Regions from separate parts of the Mus musculus genome. Here region 1 is linked to region 2. A link is a loop called in an ENCODE intact Hi-C map of the cell type or tissue named here. Cell type or tissue: heart. All regions are shown on one strand. Links, peaks and the distances in the headings refer to the core of each region. The heading gives the core; the rest is flanking DNA.

Evidence for each region. A loop is a pair of places that touch in the nucleus more often than their neighbours do. Peaks named below come from ENCODE experiments on the same cell type or tissue, not always from the same donor. Only the 100,000 strongest peaks of a DNase experiment are listed, where the experiment ranks them.
Region 1: a loop joins it to region 2, with 4 times the contacts of the local background. A loop is called at or near these places in 19 of 42 quality-filtered maps.

Annotation. Positions count from the first base shown.
Region 1 is chrX:56,342,972-56,350,636 of GRCm38, reverse strand. It overlaps Zfp449 (zinc finger protein 449), which reads right to left and starts at 4,240. Exons shown (of 5, transcript NM_030139.5): 1 at 4,198-4,240; 2 at 1,909-2,354. The coding sequence starts at 2,262. Gm38625 (a long non-coding RNA gene) reads left to right here and starts at 4,241. Exons shown (of 3, transcript XR_878111.3): 1 at 4,241-4,460; 2 at 5,496-5,561; 3 at 6,100-6,517. In heart, for the core only: no CTCF peak of the experiment used is centred there; DNase peaks (open chromatin) are centred at 3,586 and 4,246; H3K4me3 peaks cover 1,451 bases; H3K27ac peaks cover 1,369 bases.
Region 2 is chrX:56,270,365-56,278,029 of GRCm38, reverse strand. Gm35953 reads left to right here. Exons shown (of 5, transcript XM_006528353.1): 5 at 1-945. The coding sequence ends at 66. Among named protein-coding and RNA genes, the nearest start is that of Gm35953, 19 kb to the left of the region's middle. In heart, for the core only: a CTCF peak has its summit at 3,685 (motif pointing left); no DNase peak of the experiment used is centred there.

The DNA.
Region 1 (7,665 bases), core at 1,349-6,348, 73 kb before region 2:
CTATTAATGATACTTTGTTATGCTTGCAGACAGGAACCTAGCATAACTGTCTCCTGAGAGGCTCCACCCAGCACCCAATGGAAAGAGATGCGGAAACCCCCAGCCAAACAGATGCAGCTCAGGAATCTTACGGAAGAGTTGGGAGAAAGACTGCGGAATCTGAAGAGGACAGGAACTCTACAGGAAGACCAACAGAGTCAACTAACCTGGACCCTTAGGGGCTAACAAAGACTGAATCACCAACCAAAGAGCAAGCAGGGGCTGGACCTAGGCCCCTGCACATATGTAACAGATGAGCAGCTTGGTCTTCATATGGGTCCCCCAACAACTGGAGCAGGGGCTGTCCCTGAGCCTGTTGCCTGCCTGCCTGCCTGTGGATCCTGCACCCCTACATGGACAGCCTTGCCTGGCCTCAGTGGGAGAGGATGCGCCTATTCCTGCAGCAACTTGATGTGCAGGGTGGGGAAGTGGGAGGTGTGGGAGGATGATAGTGGGGGGTTGACACCCAGAGAGGGACTTTTTCTAAGGGGAATCAGGGGAGGACTTACATGAAGGGTTAATGGGAGGAGAGAAAGTGCTGATACTGGGTTGTAACATGAATAGATAAATTTAATAAAAGAAAAAAAATGAACAACTAACCAACCAACCAACAAAACAAGTGTGTTGACTATACTAGGATGTGCTTATTACAGAATATACAATAGTAACCAACACAAATAATTACTAGCAAGTTATTCCACCTGCTCCTTCCTGTGTACAAAGTCTCTACAGGGAGTATGCATTTGATACTCACAGCTAATTTCAGCCCCACTGGCTACATTGTAAGCACTCACATACCAGGTGACTTCCTATGCAAGCCGCTACTTGGGCTGAAGTCAACAGCTCCAGCAAACCCCATCCCAAGCTCCAAGGCCTAATTAAGACTGCCAGGTGGAAGCTCTTGCTACGTCCTTATGGGAAGACTGCTCTGTGTTCAGCTTGCCCTGTGCTTACCTATGCCCTCCCTGAATAGAAGCTTCCAAAAGGTAGTTCTGAACAGAAGGCAATATGCTGGCATGCAGTGCTACTGGAATTGAATGGGTCAGAGACGGGCAGCACATCGCTTACAATGCAGATCTCTTCCTACACTCTCCCAAACATGCAACTCCTTCAAACCTACATGTAGATGAAAAGAACCTAGCAAGAACCACACCCTGCTAATCAGGTAGAAACTAAGTAACTTTTGCATATTTTTTTTATCACTTTTGCACAAATCAGAGAAAAAAACGCATTTTTTTTGCCATTTTGAAAAATCACATCATTGGGGACAACACTGCTCAAAGCCCTGGAACTTCAGGCAGAATTCCTGCTTCTCCCAACACAGTAATTGAAAGCAGAGGGGCTGGCGTGTGACCACTTCATGATGTCTTCCCCTGAAGAACAGACATATTGTAGAAAAAGTGTATCAGTTGACACTAAACTATGTTGCCTTCCCTTGCATTCTTTCCAGACTCTACTTGACTCAGTGACAGACAGATCATTCTGGAAAGAACCAAATAATACATAGTTTAGAATGTGTGGGCCGCACTTAACTCTTTCCTCTCCTCCTCCTTCTGTTTTGAAAAGCAATTCATTTACAAGGGCGACACAAGTAGGAACTTAGAGGTCACAGGCAATTATACTGTGGCAGGAGCTGGTGAGCACGCCATAGAGCCAAGCACTGGTAACTGTGATTGAAATTTCTAGATATGGATACACTGGAGAACCTCAGACCCATATGCTAATTCCAGCAGAAGAGAACACTGGAAAAGTCTCTGGAGAAGTCTTGGGGCTGTGGGATCAGAATCCAAATGTTGGATACAGACTCAACAGCCTGGGTACCTCTTTTTGCTCCCCTAAGAACAGAGACCCCACATTTTTTTTTCTCACCTGTGGTTCTGGTATCTCAAGCTCTCTTTGTAAGTCTTCAATGAGTGACACAACTCTTTCTCTATTGTCTGGGCAGTGTTCCCTCACCCAGGTCTCTATTTCTGTGGGCAGAATAGTTAGGAATTGCTCTAGCACAAGCAGTTCCAGGATTTGTTCCTTAGAACGCATCTTTGGCTTCAGCCACTGACAGCAAAGCTCCCAGAGTTTGTTGAATGCTTCATGAGGCCCGGCAGCTTCTGTGTACTGGAACTGCCTGAAACGCTGTCGGAAAACTTCACAGTCTGTGTCATACTCTTGCAGCACAGAGCCCTGATTCAAGGAGGCCTGGATTGCACAGCCCAGGGCCACAGCCATCACCTCTTCTAGCAGTTTACAGTTTATCTGGGGTCTATGTCTCAGAGTCCAGGTTTTTCCTCTCTGTAATAATCTGGGGGAGTCACTTACAGCTGAAGACAGGAAGACATGAAAAGGAGAGAGAGCAATGGTTACAACATGGCACACTCACCGTCCTTAGCTCAACGGAGCTGGCTTTCCTCCCACAGAGACTTAAAGGATCCCCTCACAGTCTTTCTGGGGGTTTCGAGAATCAGACCAAAGCTGGGGCCTTACTTCCCAGAAGAACACGTATAGGCACAATCAATTGTAGATACAGTTCAAATATTTACAAAATCTCCAGGAAACTCACATAGCCTCTAAATTCTAGCTAGAGTCTAGAAAGCTCTATCTTATATGACAAGGACACCAAATGGTATTGTAAGTTTAACCAAAAATTCAATTTGCTTCCTCCGATATGCCAGATAAATGTAAGGGGCTCAGTAAATCGCATTATCCAAAGCACTTCTCTAATATCTTACAGAGACAGGTAAGAACCCTGCCTTTTCTTAAGGCCCCACTGATTTAATTTAATTCCATTCCTACCCTAATTCCAAGTCATTCTATTTTTCTATATGGAGATTTCAAAAGAAATGTAGGAGGGACAATACGGTACTTCCTAAATAACTAATAGTGTCAAGATATTTTTAGTGCAATCTCTGAGGTCACAGGGTTGGTTGTATACATGTCTATCCAGGGCTCAGGACCTGAATATGCATATACACTATGCCCCCTCCCCCATCTACTGAGACAACTATTTTTTTTTTTTTTTTTGGTTTTTCGAGACAGGGTTTCTCTGTGTAGCCCTGGCTGTCCTGGAACTCACTTTGTAGACCAGGCTGGCCTTGAACTTAGAAATCCGCCTGCCTCTGCCTATACTTTTTTTTTTTTTTTTTTTTTTTTTGGTTGAGACAACTCTTATACCTGTCCTCTTTAAGGTTTTTGAAGAGGATTCAAGGAAAAGAGTCCGGAACCTCTTCCCACTCTGTCAACTGGACTGAAACTGACTTCATATCAACCATCACTGTAACAGTAACCTGTCCTTCTGTGCCAAATGTATTTAGGCATAATTTGCTGTGCAGTCCTCACACCCAAATGCCTCTGTTTACAACAAGCACATAACGATAGCATCAACGTCATAAAAAATAATCCTTCGAGGATCAAATGGCACAGAAAGTGAATAGCAGCCCGCCTGGCACAAGGCGAGAACTCAAGTGAAGTTTATTGCTGGTCAAGACTCCTTCCTAGGAAGCTTCTAGTTTCCTGAGCCCAGGCATGGAACCGTTGCTGGAGGATATCCAAGGATCTGCAGTCTGTTGGCTGGGGACCCAGTACTTAAGCTGCTCCAGTCGCACAGCTGGCTAGGGAAGCCTCTCCTGGCTGACCCAAAACCTTCCACCACGTCTACCAGGGAAGTGTTTCTCTAGGTTTCTTTCCTGGGCCCTACATAGTAAAAACTTCACTTCATTAAGGAACAGTGCCCCCCCCCCCCGCCCCCAAGCTTGCCTCTGAATCCACCCTCACAGGGCCTACCCGTAAGGCACCGTTAATCAAAGAGGGCACTTGGGGAAACAGCAGGCGTGACATGTCCCTGAAAAGCCTAAAAGCTGGTTTAAAACCCCATGCCAGTGTTAGGGACGTGGTGTCCAAGAGCTCTTGGATGACAATGTCCGACCACCCAGATGGGCACTCCCTGCCATCGTGGACTCCCAGCAAGGCCTGGCCAGGTCGCAGGGAGCGGCGGCGGGGTCCCTGAACGAATAGGAGCCCGCCGCTCCTCTTTGCTCCTGGGGCCTGGCTCCCAGGGCACATATGAAATTTGCCAGTTTGTGTGGCCCCAGCCTTGCAAAAAAGAGCCCCGTTACCCGCGCCCGCGCCCCAGGGACAGCCACGCCCTCTGTCCGCTCCGGGACTCACCGCCTCTGCGCCCACGGCTCTCCCAAGCTCACCGGCAACTGCCCAGGGCGCAGGCGCACAGCCGCGTTGAGTACTACAGCTCCCGGCAGGCTCCACGCCGCCCGCCGCTTTTAGAGCCCACTAGGATGCTGACGTGGGGGATGGCTGGGACTCTTCTAGTCTTCCACCTAGTTTCAAGCTGCATTGGAAGAGCTCCTATTTCCGGTCTTATAGCTTTATGGTCCTAGGGGATTGGGTGGGACGAGCCCCGAGTAGTGAGTCAAGTAAGAGCTACTTCCCAACAGCTTTAGATTAATTGATGCAGGTGGGGGAAAAACTTTGTTTAAAACAGCCCCTACCCACTCAGTGATTCCCTCGGGGAGGAGGTGGTTCTTGAGAAGGCATTTTTTAAAACTCAGATTTCAGGGTCCCTAACGACACCCTGGAGAGCAAAAGAGCTTAGAGCCATTTTAATAATAAAAAAAAAAAATTTGGGGGGGGGGATTCTGACTGATCTGTGTTGTCTGTGTGCCACAGTGACCTTGAATATACATCTTAGTTTTTTTTTTCCTCTTGTAAGCTTAGAGCTTCCATCTAGGGAACCCTCCTATTCCTCTCCACCTTCAACAGCCCCCAGTGGTCTCTGAAGTTTGAAGATTAGCCTTCTGGCATTATTTCAAGTCTTCCAATTGGTTCCCTGCTTTTCCTGCCCTTGAAAGCAAACTTTCCCTTCTCCTTTGTCAGTGAGTTGTAGTGAGACTTGGTCCAAGGGCCACTAAATACAATAGTGCTGATTGGGAAAAAATGCTCATTTTTGGTCCGAGGCTGGGGCTATTGGTCTGTGTGTGCCAGAATTTTAGCCCTAGGACTTTGTTTCTGCCTGAGAACCTGTATCTAGACCTGAGTGTGTCCAAGATAGCAAGGAAAAAAGCTGCTTGTTCTTGTTCCTCCTTGATGATCCGGTGGAAGCAAGACAGACATGGGAGGAGCGGTGTTGTTGGCAGGCACTGAAGACAGCTTCATCCAAGCCAAAGTTGTTCTCATTAGCTGAGGCCTGGAGCCCCTGACTCTCAAGTCCTGCAAAGCCACTGTTACTCTTACCAGGGCCCTAGTCATCTTTGAAGGAAGAGTAGCTCATCTCAACCAAGGTGTTATGGGAGCCTGATGATTCTTTGGGTCTGAGAGTCAAATGAAATTGCACAAAGGCAGGACCTATCCCCAGGGAACCCATCTCCATCCTAGAGGCTGCCCACCTATGCTTTTGAGAATTCGAAGGAACTACAATAATAATAATTTTTTAAAAAGTGTGATTTGTTTAGAGAGATCTTGGAAGCCTTGGAGAATGTGTTGAGGGAAGATTTCTCTGCTTCAAAGTTGGCCCCAAGGTAGGAGACAGCTCTGTTTGTTTTCTGTGTTTTGTGTTCATGTTGCTGTGTTTTCCTGTTTTCTTTTCCTGGGAATTGAACCTAGAATCTCACACATGCTCCTTCTTTTCTTCTTTTTAAAAATTATTCTTTGAAAATTTCATACCTTCATACAATATAATTGTATCATATTATCCATCCACCATTTTAAATTAACATATACTAATTGTGCAAGTAAAGATTTTACTTATGACATTTTCATGCGTGCGTGCCGTTGTTAGGAGGTTCATTGTTAGGTTAGGAGGTTCCTGAGTTCCGCCATCTCTAGAACGTGTTCCACCTTGCTGACAGGATCAAAACTGAGTTTAGGTTCCCAACCCTGGAACTCAACTCCTATCCTGCTTCTTCAAATATCTCATGACCAGTAAGGGATGTAAAGATGGAAGATGCTGTTATCCCGTTATCTAAACTAAGGCAAAGAAGTCATGAATGTGCAGCCTGTCTTGACGTAATTGACTACGTGCTGTTTATCCATTCTTTTGTGCATTTATCTCTCTAGATTCCAGGTCAGAGTCCAGGAGGGGACCTGACTGCAAAAGCTGACTCAAGGACCCTGGAACCAGGTGACCCAGATAAGGCCCAGTCACTAAGAGTAACTTCCTTGTGTCAAAGTAGGATTGGTCACCCGCATCTCCCTTGCTTGGTGCTCCCATTCTGTAACAATGTTGTACAATCTCCCTTTGGGAACACAGTACAGATCCCTAACTGTCTGCCTCTCTGAGAGCTCAGAAAACAGAGCTTCTTCCCCCCCCCCACCCCCAAAGCTGAGGACCGAACCCAGGGCCTTGCGCCTGGTAGGCAAGCGCTCTACCACTGAGCTAAATCCCTAACCCCCAGAGCTTTCATTTTTAAGCTTCGGAATCTGAAGTGAGTTTTCTCAGCGACCACCCCAAACCCCACACCATGTACTCTGGTCATATTCATCTGTCTTTTCTTTACCCTTTCTTGTTTCTAATAACTTTCCTTTCACATCAATTTTGTGAAAATTAATTTAATTTTTAAATTTTAACTTTTAATTTAAATTAATTTTGGGGTGTTTTTTTTTCAAGACAGGGTTTCTCTGTGTAACCCTGGCTGTCAGGGAACTCACTTTGTAGACCAGGCTGGCCTTGAACTCGGAAATCTGCCTGCCTCTGCCTCCCAAGTGCTGGGATTAAAGGCGTGTCACCACTTCCTGGCTTAAATTAATTTTTAATTTTTCTCTAGATGACACATATGATATCTTATTGCTTAATGTTATGATCTTCAGTTCTATCAATTTTGTGGCAATGCCTTAATTTAATTTTCCATTTTTTTGTTTTTGTTTTTGTTTTTTTGTTTTTGTTTTTGTTTTTTGTTTTGGTTTTTCGAGACACGGTTTCTCTGTGTAGCTCTGGCTGTCCTGGAACTCACTCTGTAGACCAGGGTGGCCTCGAACTCAGAAATCCACCTGCCTCTGCCTCCCGAGTGCTGGGATTAAAGGCGTGCACCACCACGCCCGGCTAATTTTCCATGTTTTTGTTTGTTAATTTTTTTTTTAGAAGATCCTCTTGTGTCGGCCTCCTAAATTGTAGGATTACAGGTGTGTACCCTCACATCTAGTTATAATTTCACCTTTTATGGTTGACCAAAAGTTCATTGTATGTATGTATGACCCTTTATTTACCCACTGACTCACGCATTGTCCATTCAGATTCTCCGGATTACTCTAAGAAGACCTGTCTCTAGCTGTGGTGCTTTAATAGCCTACTCAAGAAGATTCCTCCCCACATCTCAAGTGTAGTAAATAGTGTGGTATTGTTTTTGGCTTCCGCAGGAAGTCAGGGTTATTTCAATAAAAATACCAGCTGTGCCCTTAGATCAAAAAGTGCTTTCAAAACCTGCCTATTGCCTGCTATCTGTGTGTTGGGAAGTTGTAAAGTCCTGAGGCAAAGCAAGCTTTGCATATTCATGAACCTACAGCCACTTCAGTTGCCTACACAGTACCCGTGCAAGATCAAGCCAGTCAGCATTCCAGCGTGAGAAGGAGGTTCTTCCCATAACTGAAGAGCTATGATCACTTGCCAGCTCCTAGGGGAGGAACAGT
Region 2 (7,665 bases), core at 1,781-6,780:
GCAAGGAATCTTGAAAGCAAGAGAGGCCAGGCTTCTCAGAGCCTTGTGCACAATGCAAGCCAATAAGCTCACCAGCCAGCCCACTTTACAGCAGAATCCCCCCAGGACTGTGTTGATGGAAACAGGTCCTAAAAAGTGATGCTGTCTCCTAAGAGCTTCCCCTGCAAAGACTGTCTGGGAAAGATAGAGCTGTTAGTTTCAGAGTGGGACTTTTCTTTTGGCCACATGCAAAACACATCTTTCATGGCAATACTAGTGCTAGAATGTTCACCAATTCTTTGTGGCTCTACATGTATTTTTTCTGGGCCTAGTAAGATCTTGTTCTACCTTTAATATGAATATTGCTTCTTCCTAGGCAGCTTCTGCTTCACACACTCTGTGAGCATGAAATATAGATTATATACACTGTTCATACCTTAAATGGAACACTGCTAACATGGAAGTCCGATCCTGCAGTAAGTTGTCAATAGGTATACATGTCCAATCTTCCTTACTGTTGGAACGCATGCTCAAGGCTAGTTTTGTTTTGATTTTGGTAGAACAGGGGAACAATCTCAAATACTTTATATAACTGAGTGACATCTCTTGCACATGCAAGGCAAATACTCTACATAACTGAGCAGCATCTCTTGTTCAGGTATGTTGTTTTTGTTTGGTTTTTCCTTTTCTGGTGCTGGGAGTGAATCTAGAGCCTTGTGCTTGCAAATAAAACACTACCACTGACCTACATCACTCGCTGAGACAGGGTTTTGAATTCTTTAACTCTAGATGTTACTTTCCATATTAGTTTGAGGTTATGATCTTGTTTTTAATGTATCTATGATCTGTTACTGAACTTTTAGTTCCATTTCTTCCACTTTTATCCAGGAGCTAAGCAAGGTTAAACCATTGCTGATATTTTTTTGTTGATACTGCAATTTGATCAATAAAGGAGTTCCTGTTTCTGCCTTGTGTCAGATTGTGTTTCTTGAAGACTTGTATCTTATGGTCCAGAGCAAAAACATGTAATGTACACTTGAGGAGGGTGGTCTGGGGACTTGGAGGGTATTTCCATGTATTAAATGCATACCAGGTCTCTGGTGCTATGTCAGGGTAATGGTGCTCCTTAGGCTACATGCTCATCTTTTTGTTCTCATACACATTTGGGAACCATATTTTTCAGTACCACAGAGCAAATGTTACAGGTGCTTAGCTTTTAAACTCTCAGTAAACACAGAATGCTCAATTTTGGACCTTGGAGCAGCCTGTTCTCTCAAAGCAAGTCAGAGAATGCTTAGCCCTATGAGCCCAATCCTTGCTTTTTATTTTGAGAGTGGAGGGAAACTGGTCTTTCCTGTAATGGTTTTGCAATTAGAGATTCTGGTGTCAGCAGGGCTTACTTGTCACCCTATTGAGGTTGCCCATCTGTAATAGCAAGGGAAAGGGGGAGGGGAATCAGTACCCCTATGGCTCAAAGAAGTGTAGAACACCACTGCACACTGCCCCCTTGTGGGAGCTGTCCCTGTCACATTTTGAAGAGGAACAGTGCTCCTCCAAGAATCTCCAGGCAATTGAACTGCATTCCTCTGGATGCTGTCAGACCCAGCCTCCAGGTGTGGACTGACTATCCTTTAGGACAGTCACTCACCCTCCAGACCCAAGTCTCTGCTTCTCTCTCAATTCTCCACAAAACAGGGCAGGGAATATCAAGATAAGGCAGACTTAACAATATATTTCAAAAGACTACCTTTAATTGACATCTCTAATGCTGTGCACAAGAAACAGGAGATTGTGAGTTGACTTCAAAGAGTAACATATGAGGTTCATCTAGAAAATCAGGTGTCTATTGAGAATAGCACTGGACTTTATAGAATTTGGTCCTCCATGTCTTTCCTACTATTTCCCCATCTTAACAAGTAAGGTGTGAAGGCAGGAGGTGGTGGAAGAGTGCTGTCATCAGAGGCTAGATCTCCAGGGATGCTTGTCCACTCTGTGACTTCAAGATATCCATGTCACAGTGGTACCTGGTTAGCAAAGAAGCCTTTGTAGTGCCCCAAAGAAGGAAGAAGGGAGGATGACCATGGCCCTCCTTTCAGGATTTGCACTTTAAAGCTGAGACATACTGTAAAAACTCATGTCTTTCTGACGTTTACCCCATGGAATGCCCAGAGAATGTCTCAGTCTCTTGGTGGGATGTTTTTAGACATGACTGGAAATGCTTTTATGCTAATCTGTCTAGTCTCAGATGCTTGGCTAGTAAGTGTGCTAGTAACCTTTTGCCAACTTGTCACAAACCTAGAGTCACCCAGGAAGAGGGAACTTCAAGTAGGATCTGCCTACATTAGATGGGGATATAGCCATGTTTATTTGTTTTTTTTTTAGAAAAATGTTTCTTTAAATTTTTTCATATAATATGGTTTGAACGTCCCCTCATCATCTCCCTACCATCCAACTCAGAGACACAGTGAAACTAACAGAAGTTATGGACCAAACGGATTTAATAGTTACCTATAGAACATCTCACCCTAAAACAAGAACACACATGGTATGTACTCACTGTTAATTGGATATTAGACAACGAACATGGAATACCTATGATACAACTCATTGGTACTATCCATCACCTCCACCTCTGGTCAGTATTGTCTTTCTGACTCATCTTTGCATAGATTCCTGAACCTTGAATGGGAGAACTTGGTAAAGACATTCTCTTTAAGGCCTAGTGATCCAAGTCTCTCACTCTCTGTGCATTGTCCAGTTGTGGCGCTCTGTGTTTATTACCACCTTCTGTAGGAAAAGTCACCTCTGATGAAGGCTGAGTGATATACACTAACATATGGGTAGAACAATTAGGAGTCACTAGAAGTCATTTTACTGCTGTGTTCATTTAGCACAATTAATAATAACAGATTTTCACCTATGGTTTCATGCTCTCATCAGCAGATCTCCAGAGATGCTTGTCCAATCTGTGACTTCAAGATATCTGTGTCACAGTGGTATCTGGTTAGCAAAGAAGCCTTTGTAGCACCTCAAAGCAGGAAGAAGGAGGGATGACCATGGTCCTTCTTTCATCATTTACACTTTAAAGCTGAGAAACAATGTAAAAACTCATGTCATTCTGACATATACACCATGGAATGTCCAGAGAATGTCTCAGTCCCTTGCTGTAATGGTTTTAGACATGACTGGAAATGCTTTTATGTTAATCTGTCTAGTCTCAGATGCTTGGCCTGAGATCCCCTCCCCATTTAACCCTTCTATATTAGTTTCTTCTTTATTCCTTTATACACTATACTCTATTTCCCCTTCCTTGGAAGATCTCCTCCTCCTTCATGGTCCCTTACAAGATAGCTCATCTCTGTTATTCTAAATGAAACACACACATATATCAAGCTTACAAGCTAACTCCATACATAGGTGAAAACATGTAATTTCTGTCTTTCTGGATCTGCTTTGCCTGTTGGGCATTTTCCTGATTAACAGTTGATGGGAAAGGATACAGTACACAGTGAGTGGTGTTATCCCTGCAAAGATGGTGAGAAAATATATAAGAAAGCAAGCTGAAGGTGGGGCTTGAAAGATGACTCAGTGTTTAAGAACACTGGCTGCTCTTTTAGAAGGCCAGGGTTTGACTCCCAGAACTCAGGTGGCAGCTCACAGCCACATGTAGCTTCATATCAAGGTATCAAGCGCCCTCTTCTGGCCTCTGTGAAAACTGGACAAACAGAGCCCACAGACATCCATCCAAGCAAAACACTCTTATAATGTTTATAATACTTAGATATAATAAATATGTTATTAAAATAAAAGTTAAAAGAAGTTTTTAAGTTTTGTAAGAAGAAAAGCTGAGAAAAGTGAGCTGAGGAAGCAAGTCAATAAGCAGCCTTTCTCCATGTACCCTGCCTATGATCCTACATGGCTTCCTGCCATGACTTCCCTCAGTGATGGAGAACAATGTAGAAGTATAACACAAACTAAGCCTTTTCCAAAAGGAAGGGAGGAGAGAGGGATGGGATTGGGATTTGTTGAAGGATAACTGGGAAGCGAGCTATCATTGAAAATGTAAATAAATACCCAAATGAATGATAAAAAAATATAAGTCCTGTCAGGAATTCCGATGTGACAATGTGAAACTGCTCATCCACAATCTCCTGAGCTCACATGGGTGGGGCATAGGCATGAGTGTGTTCTGGCTGTGCCTGCAGGCATCAACTCTGTGGAGTTCAACCCTGACTTCTTGGCACAGATGATCCCCAAAGTGAAGTGGGCAGTGCTTGTGCAGGCAGCAGACAACTCAATCTTGGCCAAGGTACCCAAAGAGCAAACTGATGGCTATGAACAGGACGAGATGTTTTTGAGGAAGTTGCACCCACGTGTGGCTTGAGATGGATGTACTGGAGGGTACCCTGCAAAGCGCAGAATCTGGTCGTCTTTTCCCCATCAGCCACAGGATCCCCAATATGCTGTTGAATGATGAGGAGACTGAGAGGTAACCTTGCTAGCCACCACACTGGGAGGTGGGAGTGGTTGTGTGGGTGGAGGAATAGCCTCATAGAAGCAGGGGGAGAGGGAAGGGATAGGGGGCATCTGGGAGGGTGGGAAACTGTGAAAATGGACAACATTTGAAATGTAAATAAAGAAAATATCCAATTAAAAAAAAAGACCAACCAAAGAGTACACAGGGAGGGGCCCATGGCTCCAGCTGCATATGTAGCAGAGGATGGCCTAGTTGGACACTAGTGAGAGGTGAGGCTCCTGGTCCTGAGAGGTCTCAATGCCCCAGTGTAAGAGAATGCCAGGACAGGGAAGCAAGAGTGGGTAGGTTGGTGAGTAGGGGGAGGAGGGATGGGATAGGAGGTTTTTGGAGGGGAAACCAGGAAAGGGGATAACATCTGAAATGTAAATAAAGAAATTATCGAATAAAATAAAATAAAATAAACCAACTGGGGAACAATAAGTTAATAGCAGAAAAAAAAATCAAAGAAAGCAAAGCACATGGAGGAATGCAGAAGAGCACTGGTCCCAAAGACAGCCCTGTCCTAATGATACTACAGCACATTGTTTCACAAAATGGATTCTGAACATGTCCTCAGATAGGGCCTTTGACTGTACTCTCTAGGTTATCCCTATATGATCACAAGAAACAAAAGGAAGCAAGAAGATGAATGTCAGAAGCAGATCTTAGACTGATGCCAAGGCCAGGCCGGGAGGCACACCAGGCTTTCTGTTTTCAAGCTTCCAGAGAGTGGTTCTCCACCTTCCTAATGCTGCAGTTTTTTAAAATATATATACTTCCTTATGCTGTGCTGAGCCTCAACCATAAAATTATTTTTTTGCTACTTCATAACTGTAATTTCCTACTGTTATTAATTTTAACATAAATATCTGACATACCGATAGTCTTAGACAACTCCTGTGAAAGCATCACAAGGACTCGCAACCTACAGGTTGCCAACCGTGGTGCCAGGCACTAGTAAAACTAGCCAGCCCCTTGATTTTTACACTTTCTGCCTTCCAGAACTTTACTAGAATAGATGTGCTCTATTTTAGCTGTCTAAGCATGTGATCATCTGTAACACTAACTGGAAACACACATACCCAAGTGGATGAATGGGTCTATTTTTCCTGCCCTGGAATCTTGGCAGATTTGAGTCAGGTCTAACCAAATGGAAGAGAAAGGATGCTGGATGAATTCCTACTCTAAGTCATCGGAGTCAACAGGGATTCCATTTTGTTCTCATGGAGAATGGGGAGGATTTGTTCTCCATTTAAAAGGTCCTTACATTCACAAATTTGATGCCTGCCTGTCTATTTGAGTGTGCTTTGTACTTTTGTCTGCTGTGTGTTGTGTTCTGTGTCCTTGGTTACTAACTCTACGGTCCTTACCATACTTGCAAAATGAAACTCTCCTCAGTTTGCAAACCTTTCATATTTGTTCTCTGTATACAATATGATTCTTTTGAAAAAATCAGTTTATGAGTCCTTTGTACCAACAAAAAGATCAAAATTTCTGGTAAGATGCTTTTAATTGTAAATACATCTTTTCATTCAATACATTCTGATTACTGTCCTCCCAACTCCTTCTACATTCTCTCTACTTCTCCACTCACCCAAATTCACACCTTTCTTTTTCCCTTTATTAGAATACAAACAGGCATCTAAATAATAATGATACTAATAATGATAGTAATAACAACAATAATGGAAGTGACAGGATGATAAACAATGTCAATGGCTCATTGAAACTTTGGATGCTACATTTTCTATGCTCATGTTGGTTTGCTAGGTGAGTTTTGACATGATGAATGAACAGGCACGTTTCAGACGCTGTAAAGAAGTAAAGCTCAAGGAACGTATTAGATGGCTCACTGGGTAAGGGGACTTGCCACTCAAGGCTGAGTGCCTGAACTTCATCTCTGAAACATATACATGGTAGGAGAAGAGGATAGGCTCTTCCATGTTGTCCTGCAATCTCTACATATGTGCGGTGGTGTGTGCATAGTTACACACATATGTCCACACTCAAACACATGCACACACAATGTAAATACATTAAAATGTATAGAGTAATATAAAAACAAGCATACCTCCAACAGGAAGTTTCAGAGAGACTCCCATGCAGATGGGAGGTTTTACACCTACTTTCCCACAAGTAAGTCTTGGCTTGAAGCACTTGCCTGGGATTCCTGAAGAGTTGGTTTTTCTCGGCAAATCTGTGGAAGCCTTCCTGTATTCTGAGTGCCCTAGATGCTGCTGACTCGGGGAAATGCACATGCCACATAGACTTCCCACAACTGCTGAAGGCAGGCCCTCCTTTCTTTCTTTTACTCTAGAAGTATCTTTTCCATTTTCTATACATCAGACAGTAGTAGTTTCCTTCCTGATGAACATGGCTCTGGTTTAGTTAAATAGATTTATTAGTTTCAAGTCAGACAATACCATATAAGTTCATTTCCAGAAGGGTTAAGTGGAATAGAATTTGTGTTGTGTATTACTAACTGAGATGTCAATATATAACCACAGAGCATTTTGAGGTGAGTGGAAAATATTTTTAAGTTTATAAAATGTATAATATTCCATACCAAATTTTCTATCAGACTGACTTTATATGTAAGATCAACTAAAAATAAACAGACAACTACCAAACAGTTAATGCATACAATATGGCAACGAATTGAAATAAAATGCTAATTTAGAAATGGGAAAAGATGACCAAGCTTTTATGCAATCTGCTTAATAGTATAAGTAAGAGAAACATCAGTTTTCTTCACATGCTCAGAATTTAAGAGGGGGAAAACATCCATGTGATAATCCACTTATATATACACAAAACTAAGCAAGATCCTCATAATTAAAATTATGGGTGTGTACACAATGCCTGATTCAATTTCTGTCATAGGAGCTAAAGCCCTGTTACTGCTGGCTCATCAGTCTCACTGTATTATTATTATTATTGTTCTTGTTCTTGTTGTTGTTGTTAAATAATTTAAATTTAAAATTTATTAAATTTCCATAGATGACATTCAAGAAATGTATAAAATCTTCTATATTGACCAGGGACAAATGACTCTGCTCTAAAGTGCCAGCTCTCTTTACCCATATTATTATCCAGTGACAGTGTGCACAAGCAGACCTGAGTGCCTGACAAAGTTGTCTTTTAGTTCCTCATTTAGCTCACAGCAGCAT